Regions from separate parts of the Homo sapiens genome. Here all the other regions are linked to region 4. A link is a loop called in an ENCODE intact Hi-C map of the cell type or tissue named here. Cell type or tissue: GM12878. All regions are shown on one strand.

The links. Hi-C counts contacts between places; a loop is a spot of excess contacts. Peaks named below come from ENCODE experiments on the same cell type or tissue, not always from the same donor. Only the 100,000 strongest peaks of a DNase experiment are listed, where the experiment ranks them.
Region 1: it touches region 4 in a loop (5-fold over the local background); 2 of 110 quality-filtered maps call a loop at or near these places.
Region 2: a loop joins it to region 4, with 7 times the contacts of the local background. A loop is called at or near these places in 23 of 110 quality-filtered maps.
Region 3: it touches region 4 in a loop (8-fold over the local background); 4 of 110 quality-filtered maps call a loop at or near these places.
Region 5: a loop joins it to region 4, with 5 times the contacts of the local background. A loop is called at or near these places in 44 of 110 quality-filtered maps.
Region 6: it touches region 4 in a loop (5-fold over the local background); 14 of 110 quality-filtered maps call a loop at or near these places.

Annotation. Positions count from the first base shown.
Region 1 is chr19:45,135,924-45,139,923 of GRCh38, forward strand. It overlaps PPP1R37 (protein phosphatase 1 regulatory subunit 37), which reads left to right. Exons shown (of 13, transcript NM_019121.2): 2 at 2,591-2,688. Among named protein-coding and RNA genes, the nearest start is that of NKPD1, 23 kb to the right of the region's middle. RefSeq lists enhancers at 1-80, 1,687-1,786, 1,965-2,537 and a silencer at 215-415. In GM12878, a CTCF peak has its summit at 1,548; a DNase peak (open chromatin) is centred at 1,468; H3K4me3 peaks cover 1,317 bases; H3K27ac peaks cover 2,824 bases.
Region 2 is chr19:44,905,962-44,909,961 of GRCh38, forward strand. APOE (apolipoprotein E) reads left to right here. Exons shown (of 4, transcript NM_000041.4): 2 at 641-706; 3 at 1,799-1,991; 4 at 2,572-3,432. The coding sequence starts at 664. The coding sequence ends at 3,289. Among named protein-coding and RNA genes, the nearest start is that of APOE, 2.2 kb to the left of the region's middle. RefSeq lists an enhancer at 757-1,559. In GM12878, no CTCF peak of the experiment used is centred here; no DNase peak of the experiment used is centred here.
Region 3 is chr19:45,476,942-45,480,941 of GRCh38, forward strand. It overlaps TRU-TCA1-1 (tRNA-SeC (anticodon TCA) 1-1), which reads right to left and starts at 1,746; the gene lies at 1,660-1,746. In GM12878, CTCF peaks have their summits at 1,573 and 2,202 (motif pointing left); DNase peaks (open chromatin) are centred at 1,650 and 2,110; H3K4me3 peaks cover 1,371 bases; H3K27ac peaks cover 679 bases.
Region 4 is chr19:45,337,143-45,341,142 of GRCh38, forward strand. It overlaps KLC3 (kinesin light chain 3), which reads left to right and starts at 3,608. Exons shown (of 13, transcript NM_177417.3): 1 at 3,608-3,704. RefSeq lists a silencer at 3,504-3,593. In GM12878, a CTCF peak has its summit at 1,691 (motif pointing left); a DNase peak (open chromatin) is centred at 1,689; H3K4me3 peaks cover 610 bases.
Region 5 is chr19:45,250,202-45,254,201 of GRCh38, forward strand. MARK4 (microtubule affinity regulating kinase 4) reads left to right here and starts at 1,070. Exons shown (of 17, transcript NM_001199867.2): 1 at 1,070-1,438. The coding sequence starts at 1,388. RefSeq lists silencers at 745-1,124, 1,355-1,504 and an enhancer at 1,978-2,534. In GM12878, no CTCF peak of the experiment used is centred here; no DNase peak of the experiment used is centred here; H3K4me3 peaks cover 3,175 bases; H3K27ac peaks cover 1,093 bases.
Region 6 is chr19:45,185,837-45,189,836 of GRCh38, forward strand. It overlaps a transcript of BLOC1S3 not described here. Among named protein-coding and RNA genes, the nearest start is that of BLOC1S3, 9.1 kb to the left of the region's middle. RefSeq lists silencers at 935-1,229, 1,741-1,790 and an enhancer at 1,561-1,650. In GM12878, a CTCF peak has its summit at 1,873 (motif pointing left); a DNase peak (open chromatin) is centred at 1,827.

The DNA of each region.
Region 1 (4,000 bases), 200 kb before region 4:
AGGAGCGTGCCACCACACCCAGCTAATTTTTGTATTTTTAGTAGAGGCTGAGTTTCGCCGTGTTGCCCCGGCTGGTCTTGAAATCCTGACCTCAAGTGATCCGTCCACCTCAGCCTTCCAAAGTGCTGGGATTACAGGCATGAGCCACCATGCCTGGCCTGGAATGATGATTTTTAAGGCGAAACATTAAATAGGATTGCAAAGGATGCCAGTTGGAATATCATTAGCTAAATGCTCTTCCTCACTGAATTGACATGTGAAGCGATAGGATGTAGCAGCAGCTGTAATAAGGCCTTCAGTCTCAGAGTAGTGATGGGCATTCAGAATCTGCAGTAACTTGATGCAATGGGAAAATATCTGTCGTTTCTTTTCATGTCAGTCTCAAGGTCTGCTAAACACTGTTTCTTTTCTCTCTCTCTTTTGGCCTCTGTTAATAAGAAGGAAATGCTAAATTTCAGTTCCATTCATGAAAATAAAGAGATAAGTGTCTCCCCTCAAGTTCGTGGGCCCTTTGGGGGTCAAATGGTTAAGACCAGGGCATGCATGGGCTTGTCCATGGCTTGGGGTAGCTGCTGCAGTCCTGGGGGCTGCCTTCCCAGGCAGGGCAAGCTCCGGTCCCCACTAGAGCTCCAGGGTCACCAAGCACATGGGCCTTTGTCAGACAGCTCCCTTTCTGTCTGCAAGAGGGGCACCTGCCATCAGCTGATCCCCTGCAGCTCCTCCCAGGCCTCCACCCCCAAGGAGGAGGAAGTGCTCAGGCAGGGACCAGGCCTGACCTCTGGGGAGGCTGGCGGCTGGCCTCTGTCGGCTTCTTTCCTCCAGCACCGCAGTTCAGCAACCCACCGCCACCCAGCACAGTGGCCAGAGCGGAGTCCCAGGGTCTGATGTTAGACTCTGCTCTGGACCAGCCACCTGGTCCCAGGGAGACACCATACTTTACCCAGACCTCAGCTTCTTCCCCTAGAAAATGGGGCAGTGCTTGATGAGACCAGGGGTCCAGAGCCCCTGGCCTAGCAGGGTGGCAGGAGGAGGAGTCCACACGGAGATATTACTGGACTGGGAGCTCTCTCAGGGACTCCCACTGCGTCCAGCAGCAGCGGATTGGCAGCAGGGCGAGGGGCCCCCCCCCCAAGAAGCTGCCAGCAAGCCCTCTTCCTGGCCCCCTTCCCTGCCCATTGTGGCATCTCCATGCCCAATATCTGCTGGCCCGAAGATCTTTCTAACGGCCAGTCCTGACCTCTCCCTCTTCTGCTCCTAGCCTTTCCTTCCTGCTCCGCTGGTCACCCTGAGGTAAAATCCAAGCTCTAATAGCCAAAAACTGGAAACAGTACAAATTCCTGTCAGCTGGTGAATGGGCAAACACAACGCAGCACATCCTATAATTACTCTTCAGCAGTATAAAGGGACTGAAACTCACGCTCATTATGCTCAGTAAGAGAAGCCAACCGCAGAAGGCCACACAGTTTCAATTCCATTTTAATGAAATGTCCAGAAAAGGCAAATCTGTGTAGATAGAAAGCCCAGCCCTCCCTTCCGCATGGTGGCGGCTGTGGCCCTCCAGGGACCGGGGCTGCAGCTGTTGGGTTTGGGCTACGTCCCTTCATTCATGCTGGGAGCCACTGCCTGTTAGCCTGGGAACACCCGGGACCAGGCCTGTCTCTTCCAACTGCTTCTGTGTCCTGCGTCAAGGGGCCGGGCCCTGAATAGCGTACGGCGATGTTTAGCTGTTGAGAGTGTTTTGGGAGTGGGGATCCTGAGAGGCACGTGGCATTGTAGTTGAGAGCTGAGTTCAAAGCCCGGCTCGCATATATACCAGGTGTGTGATCTTGGGCAAGGTTGTTTCTCTGAGCTTGGTTTCCTCATAGGGTTGAAGTGAGGATTCATTCTTTCACCCAAAAATACAAAAATACAAAAAAAAAAAAAACAAACCAAGGACCAAGTACAGTGGCTCATACCTGTAATCCCAGCACTTTGGGAGGCTGAGGCAGAAGGATTGCTGAAGCCCAGGAGTTCGAGACCAGCCTGGGCAACATAGTGACACCCCATCTCCACCAGAAATAAAAATGATCTGGGCGTGACAGTGCAAGCGTTTGGTCTCTGCTGCTCGGGAGGATGCTTGAGCCTGGGAGGTCAAGGCTGCAGTGAGCCATGTTCTCACCACTTTACTTCAGCCTGAGCAACAGAGTGAGACCCTGTCTCAAAAACAAACAAAACACCGAGACAGTGTTGGAGACATGGTGGTGACCAAGACAGCCCCAGTCCTGTCCTCCTGGGCTCCCGGGCTAGTAGGGGAGGTGGCTGATGTGTAGAAAGATTGTGTGCTGTTCATTGTGTATTTGTGTGAAGGTGCTTGGAGCGGAGGTGAGGCGTGGAGGGCAGTGGTGACTTGGGGTGGGGGTGCCCAAGGGCACTTTACCTCGGGCAGTGGCCAGCGGGGGGCCTGAAAGGGAGGACAGAGCTCAGGCAGCCTGTTGTTGGGGGAGGGCTGAAGAGGGCAGTATGGGCAGAGGCCTTAGGGCGGGAGTGGGTGGAGCCCCATGAAGGACTCGGGGTGTGGACAGTCACAGGCCTGGGTCCCCTGTGCCTGCAGCCCAGAATGTGACCGTGGACGAGGTCATCGGCGCCTACAAGCAGGCCTGCCAGAAGCTGAACTGCAGGCAGATCCCCAAGCTCCTCAGGCAGCTGCAGGTATGGGCGGGACAGGGTGGGTGCGTCCGGTGTGGGTGTCAAGGGGGGCCCTAGGGTGGAACCAGCCCAGCAGGAGAGGGCCTCCCACTCCCCAGCCCCAGGTGTTCATGAATACATCTTTGAAAGCCTGCTGCTCAGCTAGAGAATGAATCAGTTTCTTCATAAATTTGAAGAGCACAGAATTCTATAAAGTAAGACATTCAGGTATCTGTCAGCCCCAAAAGAAACGCTGTTCCCTGGGGAAGAGGCATATCTACGATTCTTGTGAGTCTGAATTACAAAATTTATGTATTCTTTTTTTTTTTTTTTTTTTTTTTTTGAGATGGAGTCTCGCTTTTGTCTCCCAGGCTGGAGTACAGTGGCGCCATTTCGGCTCACTGCAACCTCTGCCTCCTGGGTTCAAGCGATTCTCCTGCCTCAGCCTCCCAAGTAGCTGGGATTACATGTGCACGCCACCATGCCCAGCTAATTTTTTTTGTATTTTTAGTAGAGACGGGGTTTCGCCATGTTGGCCAGACTGGTCTCAAACTCCTGACCTCAGGTGATCTGCCCACCTCAGCCTCCTAAAATGCTGAGATTACAGGCATGAGCCACCATGCCCAGCATATTCATAAAAGTCAGAATTACAGAAATAACACATATCCTCAGATTTAAAAAAATAAAAATACTACAGATCTGAAAAGCCAAATCCACCTCTTATCTCTTGCCCCAAGGCCCCCTCCTCGGGAACCCCCGTTGTTGGCCACTCGGCATTTCCTGGCCTTTTCTGTGCGTTGGCAAGGTGGCTATTGAGGGGTACCTGCTGGTTTTCCATTTGGTCGCTCTCCCACCCTGCCGGTCCCCCAGCCCCCTCCCTCGGCACCTCTCCTGTGGGCCCCGGCCTGGCGCCTAGTCAGTGAAGCACCGCTCGTTCCGAGGGTTCCAGGGTTGCCTGTCCTCGGGCTGTTGTACCCTCAGCTGTGCTGGAAGCAACCACGCTCCTTGTCCATCAGTGTTCACTGGAGTTAGGGTAGGTTCTCTGGAACATTCCAGAAGAGGGGCTTGTCAGGTCCCAGGAAGGGTGGCTGCTCAGTGTGGCAGCTGAGAGGGTGGGTCCTTGGACCCCATCGGCCTGGTTCAGACCAGCCCTGCAGCACCCACCCTGCAGGTGATGTGTGTAAGCTCAGAGCGCGGGTGCTGGCATCTGCGGGACGGTGGGTTCTGACTGGGTGCTGGGCCCCAGGCCCTGCCTTCACCAAGAAGCCTCCTGTGCCCAGCCTTGCCATCTTCCCAGGCTCATTTCCTGCCTCACAGCCTTTGCACAGACTCCCTC
Region 2 (4,000 bases), 430 kb before region 4:
GAGGAGGAGCGGGGGTGAGGCAAGCAGCAGGGGACTGGACCTGGGAAGGGCTGGGCAGCAGAGACGACCCGACCCGCTAGAAGGTGGGGTGGGGAGAGCAGCTGGACTGGGATGTAAGCCATAGCAGGACTCCACGAGTTGTCACTATCATTTATCGAGCACCTACTGGGTGTCCCCAGTGTCCTCAGATCTCCATAACTGGGGAGCCAGGGGCAGCGACACGGTAGCTAGCCGTCGATTGGAGAACTTTAAAATGAGGACTGAATTAGCTCATAAATGGAACACGGCGCTTAACTGTGAGGTTGGAGCTTAGAATGTGAAGGGAGAATGAGGAATGCGAGACTGGGACTGAGATGGAACCGGCGGTGGGGAGGGGGTGGGGGGATGGAATTTGAACCCCGGGAGAGGAAGATGGAATTTTCTATGGAGGCCGACCTGGGGATGGGGAGATAAGAGAAGACCAGGAGGGAGTTAAATAGGGAATGGGTTGGGGGCGGCTTGGTAAATGTGCTGGGATTAGGCTGTTGCAGATAATGCAACAAGGCTTGGAAGGCTAACCTGGGGTGAGGCCGGGTTGGGGCCGGGCTGGGGGTGGGAGGAGTCCTCACTGGCGGTTGATTGACAGTTTCTCCTTCCCCAGACTGGCCAATCACAGGCAGGAAGATGAAGGTTCTGTGGGCTGCGTTGCTGGTCACATTCCTGGCAGGTATGGGGGCGGGGCTTGCTCGGTTCCCCCCGCTCCTCCCCCTCTCATCCTCACCTCAACCTCCTGGCCCCATTCAGGCAGACCCTGGGCCCCCTCTTCTGAGGCTTCTGTGCTGCTTCCTGGCTCTGAACAGCGATTTGACGCTCTCTGGGCCTCGGTTTCCCCCATCCTTGAGATAGGAGTTAGAAGTTGTTTTGTTGTTGTTGTTTGTTGTTGTTGTTTTGTTTTTTTGAGATGAAGTCTCGCTCTGTCGCCCAGGCTGGAGTGCAGTGGCGGGATCTCGGCTCACTGCAAGCTCCGCCTCCCAGGTCCACGCCATTCTCCTGCCTCAGCCTCCCAAGTAGCTGGGACTACAGGCACATGCCACCACACCCGACTAACTTTTTTGTATTTTCAGTAGAGACGGGGTTTCACCATGTTGGCCAGGCTGGTCTGGAACTCCTGACCTCAGGTGATCTGCCCGTTTCGATCTCCCAAAGTGCTGGGATTACAGGCGTGAGCCACCGCACCTGGCTGGGAGTTAGAGGTTTCTAATGCATTGCAGGCAGATAGTGAATACCAGACACGGGGCAGCTGTGATCTTTATTCTCCATCACCCCCACACAGCCCTGCCTGGGGCACACAAGGACACTCAATACATGCTTTTCCGCTGGGCGCGGTGGCTCACCCCTGTAATCCCAGCACTTTGGGAGGCCAAGGTGGGAGGATCACTTGAGCCCAGGAGTTCAACACCAGCCTGGGCAACATAGTGAGACCCTGTCTCTACTAAAAATACAAAAATTAGCCAGGCATGGTGCCACACACCTGTGCTCTCAGCTACTCAGGAGGCTGAGGCAGGAGGATCGCTTGAGCCCAGAAGGTCAAGGTTGCAGTGAACCATGTTCAGGCCGCTGCACTCCAGCCTGGGTGACAGAGCAAGACCCTGTTTATAAATACATAATGCTTTCCAAGTGATTAAACCGACTCCCCCCTCACCCTGCCCACCATGGCTCCAAAGAAGCATTTGTGGAGCACCTTCTGTGTGCCCCTAGGTACTAGATGCCTGGACGGGGTCAGAAGGACCCTGACCCACCTTGAACTTGTTCCACACAGGATGCCAGGCCAAGGTGGAGCAAGCGGTGGAGACAGAGCCGGAGCCCGAGCTGCGCCAGCAGACCGAGTGGCAGAGCGGCCAGCGCTGGGAACTGGCACTGGGTCGCTTTTGGGATTACCTGCGCTGGGTGCAGACACTGTCTGAGCAGGTGCAGGAGGAGCTGCTCAGCTCCCAGGTCACCCAGGAACTGAGGTGAGTGTCCCCATCCTGGCCCTTGACCCTCCTGGTGGGCGGCTATACCTCCCCAGGTCCAGGTTTCATTCTGCCCCTGTCGCTAAGTCTTGGGGGGCCTGGGTCTCTGCTGGTTCTAGCTTCCTCTTCCCATTTCTGACTCCTGGCTTTAGCTCTCTGGAATTCTCTCTCTCAGCTTTGTCTCTCTCTCTTCCCTTCTGACTCAGTCTCTCACACTCGTCCTGGCTCTGTCTCTGTCCTTCCCTAGCTCTTTTATATAGAGACAGAGAGATGGGGTCTCACTGTGTTGCCCAGGCTGGTCTTGAACTTCTGGGCTCAAGCGATCCTCCCGCCTCGGCCTCCCAAAGTGCTGGGATTAGAGGCATGAGCCACCTTGCCCGGCCTCCTAGCTCCTTCTTCGTCTCTGCCTCTGCCCTCTGCATCTGCTCTCTGCATCTGTCTCTGTCTCCTTCTCTCGGCCTCTGCCCCGTTCCTTCTCTCCCTCTTGGGTCTCTCTGGCTCATCCCCATCTCGCCCGCCCCATCCCAGCCCTTCTCCCCGCCTCCCACTGTGCGACACCCTCCCGCCCTCTCGGCCGCAGGGCGCTGATGGACGAGACCATGAAGGAGTTGAAGGCCTACAAATCGGAACTGGAGGAACAACTGACCCCGGTGGCGGAGGAGACGCGGGCACGGCTGTCCAAGGAGCTGCAGGCGGCGCAGGCCCGGCTGGGCGCGGACATGGAGGACGTGTGCGGCCGCCTGGTGCAGTACCGCGGCGAGGTGCAGGCCATGCTCGGCCAGAGCACCGAGGAGCTGCGGGTGCGCCTCGCCTCCCACCTGCGCAAGCTGCGTAAGCGGCTCCTCCGCGATGCCGATGACCTGCAGAAGCGCCTGGCAGTGTACCAGGCCGGGGCCCGCGAGGGCGCCGAGCGCGGCCTCAGCGCCATCCGCGAGCGCCTGGGGCCCCTGGTGGAACAGGGCCGCGTGCGGGCCGCCACTGTGGGCTCCCTGGCCGGCCAGCCGCTACAGGAGCGGGCCCAGGCCTGGGGCGAGCGGCTGCGCGCGCGGATGGAGGAGATGGGCAGCCGGACCCGCGACCGCCTGGACGAGGTGAAGGAGCAGGTGGCGGAGGTGCGCGCCAAGCTGGAGGAGCAGGCCCAGCAGATACGCCTGCAGGCCGAGGCCTTCCAGGCCCGCCTCAAGAGCTGGTTCGAGCCCCTGGTGGAAGACATGCAGCGCCAGTGGGCCGGGCTGGTGGAGAAGGTGCAGGCTGCCGTGGGCACCAGCGCCGCCCCTGTGCCCAGCGACAATCACTGAACGCCGAAGCCTGCAGCCATGCGACCCCACGCCACCCCGTGCCTCCTGCCTCCGCGCAGCCTGCAGCGGGAGACCCTGTCCCCGCCCCAGCCGTCCTCCTGGGGTGGACCCTAGTTTAATAAAGATTCACCAAGTTTCACGCATCTGCTGGCCTCCCCCTGTGATTTCCTCTAAGCCCCAGCCTCAGTTTCTCTTTCTGCCCACATACTGGCCACACAATTCTCAGCCCCCTCCTCTCCATCTGTGTCTGTGTGTATCTTTCTCTCTGCCCTTTTTTTTTTTTTTAGACGGAGTCTGGCTCTGTCACCCAGGCTAGAGTGCAGTGGCACGATCTTGGCTCACTGCAACCTCTGCCTCTTGGGTTCAAGCGATTCTGCTGCCTCAGTAGCTGGGATTACAGGCTCACACCACCACACCCGGCTAATTTTTGTATTTTTAGTAGAGACGAGCTTTCACCATGTTGGCCAGGCAGGTCTCAAACTCCTGACCAAGTGATCCACCCGCCGGCCTCCCAAAGTGCTGAGATTACAGGCCTGAGCCACCATGCCCGGCCTCTGCCCCTCTTTCTTTTTTAGGGGGCAGGGAAAGGTCTCACCCTGTCACCCGCCATCACAGCTCACTGCAGCCTCCACCTCCTGGACTCAAGTGATAAGTGATCCTCCCGCCTCAGCCTTTCCAGTAGCTGAGACTACAGGCGCATACCACTAGGAT
Region 3 (4,000 bases), 140 kb after region 4:
GAATCGCTTGAACCTGGAAAGTGGACATTGCAGTGAGCTGAGATTGTGCCACTGCACTCCAGCCTGGGCAACACAGCGAGACTCTGTCTCAAAAAAAAAAAAAAAAGAAAGAAAAAAAAGAGAAAACTCAGAGATTCGTGGAGACTGGAACCACGGGTGTGGAGAGAGGGGTTAGTAGAGACCAGATTCTGCAGGTACTATAATGACATTCCCAGGCTAAGGAGTTTAGATCTTTTCTTCAGGGCACTGGGGAGCTATTGCAGGTTTTGAACACGAGAGGGGCAGGGGCAGGTTTGTGATTTAGGAAAGACCCCTCTGGCCCCAGACTGAGCGTGACTGGAAGGGAGAGGAGTGAGACTGAGCAGGAGACCAGGGAGGAAGTGGGGTGGGGACCCTGCAGGGTGGGGTGAGGAGGAGTCCAGAACAGGGCCAGGGACATGGGACAGAGAGGAGGGGAAGGATTCAGGAGACACTCGGGAGGCAGGACAGTTGGGCTTGGTGAGCAGCCGGCTTGGGAAGGAAAATACAGGGCAGTAATAAATAGCATGGGTCAAGTGGTCTGAGTGAGGCTGGGAGTGGTGGCACGCACCTATGGTCCCAGCTACTCAGGAGGCTGAGGTGGGAGGATTGCTTGAGCCTGGAAGTTTGAGGCTGCAGTGAGCTATGATCGTACCGCTGCACTCCACTTTCGGTGACAGAGTAAGACCCTGTCTCAAAAAAAAAAAAAAAAAGGAAAAAAAAAAAAAGACACTGCCTATGAGTTAACCCTGCTCTACAAGGAGCAGTTTTTAAAGTAAAATTAAAAAAAAAAAAAAAAAAAAAAGAAAGAAAGAAAGAAAGAAAGAGAGAGAAAAAAGAAAAAAGGCTGGGTTGCCTTGGACAACAGACTTCATCTCCCTGAGCCTCCATTTCCTCATCTGTAGAATGGGGGCTGTTAAGAGGAGTTGCAAGGCTTGTGCATGCCAGCAGTAAGTGCAGAGTGACGGTGCAATTATCATTACCCCCATCATCTTTATTGGGGTCAGCCTGAACCCTCGATATCCCATAATATTCACCCCCATCCTTCAAGGGTCTGCCCTAATGTTCCCATGACACCCGACCAGCTCAGCTCTCCTTATGAGAGGGCCTCACTTTTCTATTCCCTTTGCAGCCGTTATCCCCTTTGTAGTTGTTAATTAAGTGTGTAATTACATGATGGCTTAATGTTTGTCTCCCCCACTGGGCTGACTGCACCAGGAGACCAAGGCCAGGGCTGTCACCCACCGCTGCGTCCTCAGCAAATGCTTGTTTGATGAGTGAATGACAGATGAACAAATGGGCAAGTATTTGACTGATTAATCACGGCATGCGTGATTAAATAAATGAGTGAGCAAACGACTGAATGAGTAAGCAATTGAAGGGGAGAGATCTAGGATAATTTCCAAACTGCCAATATCCCAGAACTGGGTAGATGACTTTTTCTCCGTCTTTTGGAGTGGGTTTTTATACTCCGGAGGGGGAAATAAGTAACGACAATCAGAGATCGGAGTGACAGAGAATGAGTTTGCGATGCGGAAGGCCGCAGCGACCTCTCCAGGTGCAGGCTGGAGGAGCGCCTCCCGGGCAACAAGCAAAAGAAGTCCGGTTCGATAAGTAAGATTTAAGGCGCTTAGTTACTACCGCCCGAAAGGTGGAATTGAACCACTCTGTCGCTAGACAGCTACAGGTTTGAAGCCTGCACCCCAGACCACTGAGGATCATCCGGGCAGGACAACCTTATTCCCGCGCAGCTATATAAGGATCGCAAAAGCTTACCTTTTAGAGTTATGGTCGCGTCCTTTGGAAAGGTGTGAGATGGTTGACTTCAAGGGCTATAAGTTCTCCCCACTCATTTATCGTGAGAGATGTCCTTGTAAAACGTTGCCTTCACTTCATATAGTATGAATCATCCTCGCTCCCCAAACCGTCTCATTTACATAGCGCCACGCATTCTGGGAAGCAGCGTTTGAGCACCTGGCAAGCTGTTAAAGGGCCCAGGACCCCCTTTTTCCAAAATGAAAAGTCAGCTTTTTAAGAGGAGAGATTCATGATTCGGCATTCAGAAGCGCCTTCTCGGAAAATTCCGAATTCTCTTTCTGCGGAGGAGTGGTGAGTGGGTTCCTGTTAGAGTCTGATTCACCCTGGCCCCAAAGGCTCTGAGCAGGCGGCTATAGGGCTGGTGCGACACCTGCTGTTCTTTTATGGAATTGCGTAGGCCGATGGAGCTCCGCGTTCATTCAAACGTTTATTGAGCGTCTACTGAGTCCCAGGAACTGTCTCGGTGCTGGTGACGACAGACATCCTGTCCCGATTGAGTTTAAACACTAGACATAACCAATTTCTGCACTTGCGTTTTATGGTTGGAGAAACTGAGACAGACTCAGAAACGGATAGTACCATATTCCGGTTAAAACAGCCCATCCACTTAGGGAAATCGAACTTGTGTTACAATTTTTATTACAAAAAAGGTGATTCTTTTTTCTTAAATTTTTACATATTTAGGAGGTACAGGTGCCGATTTCTACATGCATATGTTGATTGCATCGTGGTGAAATCTGGGCTTTTAGGTGTACTCATCACGAAAAATTATTCAATATTCTAAGTCAGTGATTCTTTGACAATACCATTCTCCTGCATGAAACTCTCCCATGACTTCCATTTCAGAGTAAAAGTCAAAGTACTCACCCTGCTTTACAAATCCCTGTAATCCAGCCCCTTTGGTCCCTCTGACCCTGTCTCACATACTCCTCTTCCCTTGGATATTATTGGATTTAGGCACACAGATGTCTTGCTGCACACATGGATCATGCTACCACCACAGGGACTTTGTGCTTGCCGATCCCCTAGCCTGGATCTCCTCTTCACATGTTCCCATGGCTCATCGCCTCCCTTCACTCTGTCATCTGATCAAATGTCAATACCAAAAACTCACTGAGTGACCAGCACTCAGTGGGGCCTTCCCTGATCCCAGTTTAAAATAGCGAGTGGCGGCCGGGCGCGGTAGCTCACGCCTGTAACCCCAGCACTTTGGGATGCCAAAGCGGGTGGATCACGAGATCAGGAGATGGAGACCATCCTGGCTAACACGGTGAAACCTTGTCTCTACTAAAAATACAAAACATTAGCTGGGCGTGGTGGCGGGCGCCTGTAGTCCCAGCTACTCGGGAGCCTGAGGCAGGAGAATGGAGTGAACCCGGGAGGCGGAGCTTGCAGTGAGCTGAGATTGCTCCACTGCACTCCAGCCTGGGGGACAGAGCGAGGCTCCGTCTCAATAAATAATAAATAAATAAAATAGCTAGTGGCTGGGATCGGTGGCTCAGGGCCTGTAATCCCAGAACTTTGGGAGGCCGAGGCGGGTGGATCACCTGAGGTCAGGAGTTCGAGGCCAGCCTGGCCAACATGGTGAAACCCCGTCTCCACGAATGATACAAAAATTAGTCAGGCATAGTGGCTCACGCCTGTAATCCCAGCTACTCGGGAGTTTGAGGCAGGAGAACCGCTTGAACCGGGGAGGCAGAGGTTGCAGTGAGCTGAGATGGTGCCATTGTACTCCAGCCTTGGTGAAAAGAGCAAAACTCCATCTCCAAATAAAAGTAATAATAATAATAAATAAAATAAAAATTTTTAAAAAGCGAGCTCTGTCACTCTATCCCCTTACCCTGCTAGACATTTCCCCACCACTCTGATCACCACCTGCCATTTTCTGTGTCTATTTGCTTACCGTCTGTCTGCTTCTGTAGAATATCAGCACCATGAAACTATGCACTTTATTTTTGATCATTGCTGTATCTCTAGTGCCTAAAAAGTGCTTGAGAACATAGCAGATGTTCAGTAAATGTTTGTGGAATGAATAAAAGAATATCATCACTGTCTTTTTTTCATTCTTCTTCCAGACAGGATCTTACTTTGTCACCCAGGCTGGAATGCAGTGGCGCAAAAACGGCTCACTGCAGCCTCGACCTCCCAAGCTCAAGTGATCCTC
Region 4 (4,000 bases):
ATGTCCAGCGTCGTGAGGCCAAAAAAATGGGGGGCAGGGGGAAGGCTCTGCTGCCCCTCGATCCTGTGCTGTTGAAATAGCTGGAGCTAGCACTTTGGAAGGCCGAGGCGGGTAGATCACCTGAGGTCAGGAGTTCGAGACCAGCCTGGCCAACATGGCGAAACCCTGTCTATACTAAAAATATAAAAATTACCTGGGCGTGATGGTGCACACCTGTAATCCCAGCTACTCTGGAGGCTGAGGCAGGAGAATCATTTGAACCCGGGAGATGGAGGTTTCAGTGAGCCGAGATCATGCCATTGCACTCCAGCCTGGGCAACAGAGACACTGTCTTTTTTTTTTTTTTTTTAGGGGATGGAGTTTTGCTCTTGTTGCCCAGGCTGGAGTGCAATGACGCCATCTTGGCTCACTGCAACCTCCGCCTCCCTGGTTCAAGTGATTCTCCTGTCTTAGCCTCCTGACAAGCTGGAATTACAGGCCCATGCCACCAAGCCCGGCTAATTTTTGTAATTTTAGTAGAGACACGGTTTCATCATATTGGTCAGGCTGGTCTCGCCCTCCTGATCTCAGGTGATCCGCCCTCCTGATCTCAGGTGATCCGCCCTCCTAGGCCTCCCAAAGTGCTGGGATTATAGGCATGAGCCACCACTCCCAGTGAGATGCTGTCTTAATTAAAAAAAGGAAGAAAGAAAGAAATAGCTGGAGCTTGGCACAGTGGCTCATGCCTGTAATCCCAGGACTTTGGGAGGCCAAGGCAGGAGGATCGCTTGAGGTCAGGAGTTCAAAACCAGCCTGGGCAATATAGGGAGACCCCCATCTTTACAAAAAACAACAAAAAGTAGCTGGGTATGGTGGTGCATTTGTAGTCCCAGCTACCTGGGACTTGGGAGGCTGAGGAGGGAGCATTGCTTAAACCCGGGAAATCAAGGCTGCAGTGAGTTACGACTGCCACTGCACTCCAGCCTGGGTGACAGAGTGACACCTGTCTTTTAAAAAAGCTAGAGTAGGCCGGGCATGGTGGCTGACGCCTATAATCCCAGCACTCTGGGAGGCCGAAGTGGGTGGATCACCTGAGGTCAAGAGTTCAAGACCAGCCTGGCCAACATGGGAAACTCCATTTCTACAAAAATATAAAAATTAGCAAGGCATGATGGTGGGTGCCTGTAATCCCAGCTGCTTGGGAGGCTGGGGCGGGAGAATCGCTTGAACCTGGGAAGCGGAGGTTACACAATGAGCCAAGATCGTGCCACTGCACTCCAGCCTGGGCAACAGAGCAAGACTGTCTTAAAAAAAAAAAAATGCTGGAGTAGTTAGGATATGAGTTTGAATTTTTATTTCCATGATTCAATCAGCACCTATTCTCCCAAATGCCTTCTCTGCGTTGGGCCTGTGCTAGGTGGCACTGGGGACACAGTGGAGACTGACATGGCCCCTGGCCGCCTCCTCCCTTCTTGGGGCTCATAGTCTAATATGGGACTGACCTGTCTCCCCACACTGATGACCCAGAGTTGGCAGGGCTGGATGTGGGAGCCCAAGAGCCTGGAAACCTGGGAAATAAGAAAGGGCTTCCTGGAGGAGGAAGCATCAGCACTGGGGCTCAGACAACAGGGAAGTAGAGGGCACGTTGGCTGCAATTCGGAGGGAGCGCGGAGCTGTGCCGAGTCTGGAGTTTGGTCCACGGACCAGCAGCGCCCTCTGCTGGAAGCATTTCATAGTGTAGTGACCGGGGTACCGCGCGCATTGAGCCATGTATGTATGTATGCATTTATTTATTTTTGAGATGGAGTTTCGCTCTTGTTGCCCAGGCAGGAGTGTAATGGTGTGATCTCGGCTCACTGCAACCTCTGCCTCTGGGGTTCAAGCGATTCGCCTGCCTCAGCCTCCCAAGTAGCTGGGATTACAGGCGTGCGCTACCACACCCGGCTAATTTTGTATTTTTAGTAGAGATAGGGTTTCACCATGTTGGCCAGGCTGGTCTCGAACTCCTGACCTCAAGTGATCCAGCCCCCTCGGCCTCCCAAAGTGCTGGGATTACAGGTGTGAGCCACTGCGCCGTCCTCAAGTTATATTAGAATCGTGTCCTCCCAGCTTTGGCCAGCTTACTATTCTAGGACTTGATTCCTTCATTCAGTCACAATTTATTGAGCACCGACTTTGCATCAAGCTCTTGCTGAAGATAACAGTGCTGACAATATACAGCCCTGCCCTCAGAGCTTATATAGTAGAGGAGAAAAAGTGAACCCATAATATACAGTCAGTAGCGAGTATTTACTAAGTACTTTCTATTTGCGAGGCCCTGATAAAAGTACTGTCCTGGCCAGGCGCGGTGGCTCACGCCTGTAATTCCAGCACTTTGGGAGGTCGAGGTGGGCAGATCACCTAAGGTCAGGAGTTCGAGATCAGCCTGGCTAACATGGGGAAACCCCGTCTCTACTAAAAATGGAAAAATTAGCTGGGCATGGTGGCGGGCGCCTGTAATCCCAGCTACTCGGGAGGCTGAGACAGGAGAATGACTTGAACCCAGGAGTTGCAGTGAGCCAAGATAAGATAGCGCCATTGTACTCCAGCCTGGGTAACACAGCGAGACTGTGTCTCAAAAAAAAAAAAAAAAAAAAAAAAGTACTGTCCCTGTATTAGTTAACATTCAATTCTCAAAGCCTTAGACTATTTATATTTTATTGACTAGGGAAACTGAGGCACAGAGAGGTTAAGTTACTTGCCCAAGGCCTGCACAGCAAGTAAGTGCCGGAATCAAATTTGAACCCTGAGCCCAATTCTTAGATATCACATTCCCTTGCCAATAACATAATATATAACATAACATAATGATGTGATATATGTTATATAAAATAACTTTAGGGGCCGGGGGCGGTGGCTCACTCCTGTAATCCCAGAACTTTGGGAGGCCGAGGCGGGAGGATCACTTGAGGTCAGGAGTTTGAGACCAGCCTGGCCGACATGGCGAAACCCCGTCTCTACTAGAAATATAAAAAGTAGCCGGGCGTGGTGGCAGACACTTGTAGTCGCAGCTACTCGGGAGACTGAGATGGGAGAATCGCTTGAACTTGGGAGGTGGAGGTTGCAGTGAGCCGAGATCGCGCTACTGCACTCCAGCCTGGGTGACGGAGCGAGACTCCCTCTCAATAAATAAATAAGGTAATTTTAGGCCCTGAAAAGTTTTGTGAACAAAATCAAGAGGAGTATGTAATGTTTTGGTGGAAGGGTGCCATTTAGAAGGGGGCAATCAGGGAAGGCCTGCCGGAGGAGGTGGCCTTTGAGAAGAGACCTAAAGACGATGAGATCTGTGGGAAGAGAGATCGAAGCAGGCCACACAACCAAGGAAAAGGCTCTGGGGCAGGCACTGCAAGAAAGCCACCTGTCTGGGATCTAAAGTTTCCAAAGTTTTAGCTTGGCCAAGGCCCCTGCGCTACAATCACCCTGATTCGAGGTGTCCTGGAGGTTACCAGTTCCGCGTGCGAAGTTCTGCCATTCCCGCGGGGCTGGAGCCCCGAGGCTGAACTTCCCACGGGCGGTGGGCGTGGCCGGCTCACCTGCGGGGGCGTGGCTCCCGGCTGCCCCGCCCCTCGGAGGAGCCGCCCGAGGTCCCAGACGCCCGGCGCAGCGGGAGCGGCGGGGCGTGCCTGGCCTGCGGGACGCGACTGATCGCAGTGGGGCGAAGCGGGGCCGGAGCCGCCCGCGGTCAGGTGGGTGCCGGGAGTGGGGCGCGGGACTCTCGGAGAGCCGCGATGATGGGGGGCGGGGGCAACCCTGGGCCCGCTCGCCCTGAGACGGGGAAGGGCCTTGGGGCTCCCGGATGCCCCCTGCCCCGTCCTGGGGCTCTCCGGGATCTGGAGGCCTGGCTGGGGTCCCATGCCCCCCACCCCAGCGCAGGTAAACAGCGAGGACGGGGCGGGGCCTGGGAGGGAGAGGGAGGGGGCCCTTGTGACTGCGGGTGAGCCTGGTGCGCGGGGCTGGGCAGGCCAGGGTAAGTTGGTGCGGC
Region 5 (4,000 bases), 87 kb before region 4:
CAGGGCACAGACCCCTTCCCAAAACCATGTGACTCCCAGGCCAAGACTATGTAATGCCTGTCTTTCTTTCATCCCACCCTGGTCCACAGAGCATGGATGGTCCCCACAGCGCTGTGTGGCCTCCGAGAGGCTCTTGTCCTCTCTGGTCTCAGCCTGCCCGCATGGGGAGTGGCTGTGCCCTGCAGGCGAATACCTGCACAGGGTTCCTTCGCACCTGCCAGTGAGCAACACACGGATTCTTCCTTTCACTTTACAAACTGGGAAAGTGAAGCCCAGAAAGGGCAAGTGCTTGCCCCGGGTCATACAGGTGGACAGAGAGGGTCCCCACACCCCAGCTGGGGTGCAAAGGAGTGGATGCTGCAGCCCCAACCTGCGGGTCTGGATCTATGTGGCTGAGTGGAGGCAGCCTGACTAGGGAGGTCACTGAGCCCTCAGCAGTGGCCAAGCCCCGCACACCATCCCCTTCACCCACCCCACCCTTAGGCCTCCGAGGGGAGAGCTTCCCCCGCTCCCCCCCGCCAACTGGGGAGAGAATGGGCCAGGGGGAGGGACAATGTGGGCAGCGCCTCTGGGGTCTTCTCTGGCTCAGTCCCTTTATCTCTATCTCTTCACAGATCTCTGCGTCTCTGTATCTCTTTGTCTCTCCCTGTGTGTGTGTGGGGTCTCTCTCAGTCTTTGTCCCTCTGCGTCTCTGGGTCTCTCTGTCTCTGTCTCCCTGCGTCTCTCTCTCTCTGTCATCTGGCTCTTCCTTCATCTCCTTGCGCCTCTCCACCCTTTTGTAACTCGTCTCTCTCTCTTCGTGTCTCTCTATCTCTACGTCTCTCGATCTCTCTCTCTGCGTCTCTGGCGCTCTGCCCCGGCCTCTCTCTCCCCTTCTCTCCTCTCCAGTGCGCCTCTCGTCTCGGGCGAGAACACGCTCCCCGCCGGCGTGCCCAGACCCGCCTCCGCCCCCGGAGCCCCCGGAGCCCCCGGCGCCCCGACCAGCCCGGGCCTGCGCCTTTAAGGGCCGGCGGCGGGGGGCGGGGTCCCGGCGCCCCGCCCTGCCCGCCCCTCCCCCTGACGTCCCTTCCTCCCTCCCCAGCCCCTCCACCGCCTCCCTCCGCCGCCGCTTGGGCCGGCTCCGCGCCCCCTCCGCGGCCCCCGCCCGCCCGCCTGCCCGCCGCCCCCATGGCGCCCGGGGTCCCCGCTGCACGGGGCCACTAGGACCCTCGGCGTCCCTTCCCCTCCCCCGCCCTGCCCCCTCTCCCGCCGCGCGGACCCGGGCGTTCTCGGCGCCCAGCTTTTGAGCTCGCGTCCCCAGGCCGGCGGGGGGGGAGGGGAAGAGAGGGGACCCTGGGACCCCCGCCCCCCCCACCCGGCCGCCCCTGCCCCCCGGGACCCGGAGAAGATGTCTTCGCGGACGGTGCTGGCCCCGGGCAACGATCGGAACTCGGACACGGTGAGTGGGGCCCGGCCCCTTGGGGAGCCCTGGCTGGGTCCAGCCGCCAAACCCTTCTCCCCGTTGTACCCCTCGCCCCGCGAGCCCCTACCCTCGTTTCCTGGGCCCGACCCGGCTCGTCACCTCTCGACCCCTCCCGGACTTCCAGGCCTCTCCACCCTCCCCACCTTTTCCAGCCCAGCCCGACCCCTGGGGGCGCCCCTCTCTCGGGACCCCTCTCTTGTCCCCGTGCAGACCGCTTCCGCTCGGGTCTGTTCCCTCCAGGAAGCCCCTTCCCCTGCTTCCAGGAGCCCCTCCCTTCTCTTGCCTGTGCTAAGCCGTTTCCCCTCCAGGCCGTCCGCGTCCGACACCTCGCCCCCTCCCGGATTTGCAGGGCCCCTGACCCCCCAAGGCCCGGCCCTGGCACTCTCAGCAGGGCCTGGCCCAGTCCTGCCTCTGGCTCCGGCCTTCCCTGTCTGGGGCTGGGTGCCGGCTCCCCAGGAGCCCCCCTCCTCTTATTCCCAGCCCTCTGCCCCTCCAGGACGCACCCAGGGCGCCTGTGGGCAGCCCCTGGCAGGAAGCTGGTTTCCACCTCTCCTGGGCCCCGGCCCTTTTCTGGCTTCTTCAAGGTCTCTCCCGTCCCAGGCCTGGTCCCCATCTTCCAAGCAGCCCTGTCCCTAGATCCCAGCACCCCGGGGCCCCCAGATGCCACCTGGACCCTTTCTGGTCTCTTCCTCTCCCAGGAAGCCTTGGCCTCCAACTTCTAGGCCCTCACCTCACCCAGGCTGGTATTTCTAGGCCCTGGACCAGTCTGACTCCAGGCCTCATCCGCCCTCTATCAACTTCTCAGCTTCAGGCAGCCCCTTCCCCAACCCCCAACCTCTGGACCCCCTGCTAGGCCAAACTCAGACCCCTTCCCCACAAACCACCGTCCTTTCTCCTGCCCCAGGGCCTCCCCCTTCCTTGCTGGGAGTCTGGCCTTCCAAGGAAGCCCCCTCCTCAGCTTCAGAGGCCTTCCTCAGCTACAGGGCCTGGCCCCAGATCCTTCTTCCAGAAAACTCCTGGACCTGAAGCCTCTCGTCTTGCCCTGGTTTCAAGCCCTTTTCCCTTGGGTCAATCTGCTGGAAGCTTTCTCCCCAAATTTCTAGACCCCTTGACCTTCCCCAGGGCTCAGCCTTTATTCATCTGGGCTGCTCCTTGCCCAAGAAGTTCCTACCCCATACTTCCAGGCCCCCCAGACCCTTCTCTGGTTTCAAGGACTTCTCCTAGAAGCCCCCTTCTCTGATTCCTAGGAGCTTCCCCAAGACCCAGGGATTCCTGGCCTCTGACTTCCACTGCCCCCATGGCTTTGTCACTTTCCACCATTCCCAGGCGCCCCCTGCCCCTACACTGCTTCCCAGAGAGGCCCCTCCCCATCTCCTGTGTCTCTGATCACTGATCACTTCCAAAGACCTGCCCACCACCCAATCCTAGACTTCTCCCCACCTGGGATCTTTGTGGCTTTCTCCAAATCCTTCTGCCAGGTCCCTGTTCCCCTTCCCCCTGTTTCCCTCACCTCCGACAGACCCCCCCACACACACACACCATCAGAGAGATTTATATCTGTCCCTTCCTCATCTTGCAGATCCCTCCCTCACAGAGACCACCCCGCATCATCACTATGGGCCAGAACTCCAATTTGGAGTCTAATGAAATGCCTACCACCTCTGTTCCTTGGTCACTACAATCTACAGTGAGGTGCCAGGGGCTCCACAGTCCTGGGTTCCAATGCTGACATGGCCAGCTGGTTTGCCTTGTGTCCTCAGACAACCAGTTCTCCCTTTCTGAGCCTCAGTTTCCTGCCCTGGAAAATAGGGGTGACCGCTTGAGTGCCTCCAAGGCTTACTCGATTCAGGCGAAGGCTGGCACCTAGGAAGCACTCCACAAATGCCAGCTGCTATTGTGGCTGTGGGTATGAGTCAGACAGCCCGTGGATTCTCAGCTCAGGGCTGTTATTGGTTGTTGAGTGAGCCTGCAGATTCACTCCCAGCTTGCAGCCTCAGTTTCCTTATCTCTAAATCGGGTTGATGATGGCCCCCCACTGTTAGGGATGTTTGCAGGAGCCAGCGACGTGATGTGACTAAGGTGCACAGGGCCTGGCATGTGTCGTGGCTGTTGTGGTTATTAGCACTACTTTAATTGTTCAGATAAACTTGGGTTCACATCCTGTTTCTGTCCCTCCCTAGCTGTGTGACCTCGGGCAAGTAACCTTACCTCTCTGAGCCTTGGTTTCCTTGTCTGTTAAGTGGAACGCCTAATGAAGACTTGCTGTTCCCTGGGTTGTTAAGATGCGTGCATGGTGCGGATTTGAGGATGGCTAATCCCCTTTTCTCTCCTCCAACTCTTGTCACTAAGACCTGCCTGTCAGTCCTGGTGGGGAGTCACTTGCCTGCCTCTGGAATGGGAGGTTGCAGCCCCCTCTCCTGTTACCTGGTTACCATGGCTACAGCCACGTGGGGTCATGCTCCCCCACCCCAAGTTCCAGGGCCCCCCACCAGGGGGCCAGCCTCCCCAGGTTCCCTAGCAACAGTCCCGGGTGTTGGG
Region 6 (4,000 bases), 150 kb before region 4:
TGCGGTGGCTCATGCCTGTAATCCCAGGCCTTTGGAGGCCAAGGCAGATGGATCACCTGAGGTCAGAAGTTCGAAACCAGCCTGGCCAACATGGTGAAACCCCCGTCTCTACTGACAATACAAAAATCATTCTGGGCGTGGTGGTGTGCACCTGTAATTCCAGCTACTCAGGAGGCTGAGGCGGGAGAATCACTTAAACCTGGGAGGCGAACATTGCAGTGAGCCAAGATTGCGCCACTGCACTCCAGCCTGGGCAACACAGCAAGACTCTGTCTCAAAATAAAAAAAAAGAAACCTCTGGCTACTGAGTGGAGGGTGCATGGGAGGGGGTGAGACTGGGTCTGTCCTGGTCACTCTGTGTCCCCAGCACCACTAGCAAAGAGCAGGTGCACAGTAAACACATTTTGAATGAAGATATGAATGAAGGAAGTGGCAAACACTTGAATTATTGGACTTCTGTTGTCACTGAGAATAAAAGCCAAATCGTATATTATTATTATTATTATTTTAGAGATGGGATCTCACTACGTTGCTCAGGCTGGTCTTGAACTCCTGGGCTCAAGCAATCCTCCTACCTCGGCCTCCTAAAGTGAGCCACCATGCCCAGCCTGTAATCCCAGTACTTTGGGAGGCTGAGGCAGGCAGATCACCTGAGGTCAGTAGTTCGAAACCAGCCTGGCCAACACGGTGAAACCGTGTCTCTACTAAAAATACAAAAATTAGTCCAGTGTGGTGGCACGCACCTGTAATCCCAGCTACTCAGGAGGCTGAGGCAGAATGATCACTTGAACCTGGGACGTGGAGGTTGCAGTGAGCAGAGATCATGCAACTGCACTCCGGCCTGGGCGATAGAGTGAGACTCCGTCTCAACAACAACAACAAAAAAAAAGTGCTAGGGTTACAGGCATGAGCCACCACACCCAGCCTCAACACCACAGTCTTTACTGGGACATTGGAGGCCCTATGATCTGGTCCTGGGTCCATCTCGCTGAGCTCATAGACAACTGGCCACTTCACTGAGTAATACTGGACTCTGGGCTGTCCTCTAAGCTGCCAGACAGAGCCTTTGCAATTTTGTTTTTCTCTGGCACTCAGCTCTGTATGGGCAGTGCCTATAGCAACATTGTATAACAGGCAGTCAGCAGGCAGTCACTATTTGTTGACTTAATGAATGAATCCCCTGCAGCTCCACTGGAGAGGTCTGAACATCATCCTCATCAGTAGAAACCTGAGCTAGTTGGAGCAGGAGGCAAAGGAGATGGGTGGAGGCCAGGAGGACCAGGCTGGGAGAATTCCAGGATAGGGACTGGGGCAGGGGTCAGGGTCAGGGTCAGGGGCTGGAGCTGATGTCCAGCCAAGAGCAGAATCTAGAATGGAACTGGGACAGGGATGGGGGCTGGGGCCATGGGAGGGACAGGGCCAGGGGCTAGGGAGGGGACACGATTGGGGGCGACCTCGGTTAAGGGCCTGACTCCCCAACACCTCTCTTTCCAGAGCGGCTTCACAGCAGGACCACAGGAGTCATTGTGGCCAACTTCGCTGGAGGCTTGGAGATCTTTGGGGCCATTAAGGCAGAGCTGCAGGGCCTAGAGATTGAGATGCTGGGTATGTCCCCACACCTGCTTGGGGAGCCCCGCCAAGCTGCAGGCATCGCACACTGACCCAGGGCCCTTTGTGATCACCCTTCACCTGGCCCCATCTGGTCTCCTTGGGACTGTTGGGGTGACACAGCCTGTTCCCTCTCGCCCAGTGAACAATGTGGCATGCTGTATGCGCAGGGACGCTTGAGGAAGCTGCTCGACTGTGAGAATGTCGCCAGAGTGAAACAGAGTCCTAGCCCACCTGGCACCTCTTCCTCCAACTCTTTACTGCCCTCTGTTGGAAAACTCGCGTAATATACAAAGGTAAAGTCCTCACTTGGGTACCTGTGGGGGATTCCTTCCAGGACCCCCACTGATGCCCCAGACCCTAATACAAAATGGCCTAGTATGTGCACATAACCTATGCATACCCTCCCGTGCACTTTATTTTTTTTTAATTTTTTAATTTTTTGTGGGTACATAGTAGATGTATATATTTATGGGGTACATTATGAGATGTTTTGATACAGGCATGCAATATGTAACAATTACAACATAGAAAATGGGGTATCCACTCCCTCAAGCATTTACTCTATGTTACAATCCAATTACACATTTTTTTTTGAGAGAGAGCCTCACTCTGTCGCCCAGGCTGGAGTGCAGCAGCGTGATCTCAGCTCACTGCAACCTCTGCCTCCTGGGTTCAAGCAATTCTCCTGCCTCGGCCTCCCGAGTAGCTGGGATTACAAGTGTATGCCACTATGTCCGACTAATTTTTGTATTTTTAGTAGAGTCAAGGTTTCACCATGTTGGCCAGGCTGGTCTCGAACTCCCAACCTCAGGTGATCTGCCTGCCTCAGCCTCCCAGAGTGCTGGGATTATAGGCATGAGCCACCGCAACTGGTCAATTACACCCTTTTCGTTATTTTTTTTCTTTTTAATAGAGATAGTCTCTGCCATGTTGACCAGGCTTGTACAGAACTCTTGGCCTCAAGCAGTCCCCCATCTCAGCCTCCCAAAGTGCTGGGATTACAGGTGTGAGCCACAGCGCCCGGCTTCTTTTAGTTACTTTAAAATGTACAACTAGTCACCCGGATGTGCTGTCAAATAGTAGATCTTATTCATTCTTTCTAATTATTATTATTATTATTATTATTATTATTATTATTATTTGAGACAGAGTTTCACTCTTGTTGCCCAGGCTGGAGTGCAATGGTGCATTCTTGGCTCATTGCAACCTGTGACTCCCTTGTTCAAGCAATTCTCCTGCCTCAGCCTCCCAAGTAGCTGGGATTACAGGCACGCGCCCCCATGCCTGGCTAATTTTTTATATTTAGTAGAGACGGGGTTTCACCACGTTGGTCAGACTGGTCTCGAACTCCTGACCTCAGGTGATCCACCCACCTTGGCCTCCCAAGGTGCTGGGATTACAGGCATGAGCCAACACTCCCAGCCTATTATTATTATTACTATTTTGAGGCAGAGTCTTGCTCTGTTGCCCAGGCTGGGGTGCAGTGGCGTGATCTCTGCTCACTGCAACCTCTGCCTCTGCCCAGCTAATTTTTGTATTTGTAGTAGAGATGGGGTTTCACCATGTTGGCCTGGCTAGTCTCAAACTCCTGACCTCAGGTGATCCTCCCGCCTTGGGCTCCCAAAGTGCTGGGATTACAGGCATGAGTCACTGTGCCCGGCTGTTCTTTCTAATTATTATTTTTGTACCCATTAACCATCCATCCCCTCCTCTGCCACCTCCCCAACCCCACTGGCTAATTTTTATATTTTTAATAGAGATAAGGTTTCACCATGTTGGCCAGCCTCGTCTCAAACTCCTGACCTCAAGTGATCCACACACCTTGGCCTCCCAAAGTGCTGGGATTACAAGTATGTGCCACTGCACCCAGCCAGAGCGCCATTGAATGTTATTTGTTACTTCTGTCTTGCTGCTTTTAGGATTCTTTCTTTATCCTTGACCTTTGGGAGTTTGATTATTAAAGGACTTGAGGTAGTCTTCTTTTTTTTTTTTTTCTTTTTTTGAGACGGAGTTTCGCTCTTGTTGCCCAGGCTGGAGTGTAATGGTGCGATCTCACCTCACCACAACCTCTACCTCCCAGGTTCAAGTGATTCTCCTGCCTAAGCCTCCCGAATAGCTGAGATTATAGGCATGTGCCACCAAGCCTGGCTTTTTTTTTTTTTTTTTTGGTATTTTTTAGTAGAGATGGGGTTTCTCCATGTTGGCCAGGCTGGTCTCAAACTCCCGATCTCAGGTGATCCGCCCGCCCAAAGTGTTGGGATTACAGGCGTGAGCCACCACGCCCGGCAGGTAGTCTTCTTTGGGTTAAATCTGCTTGGTGTTCTATAACCTTCTTACATTTGAATACCGATATCCTTCTGTAGATTTGGGAAGTTCTGTGTTATTATTC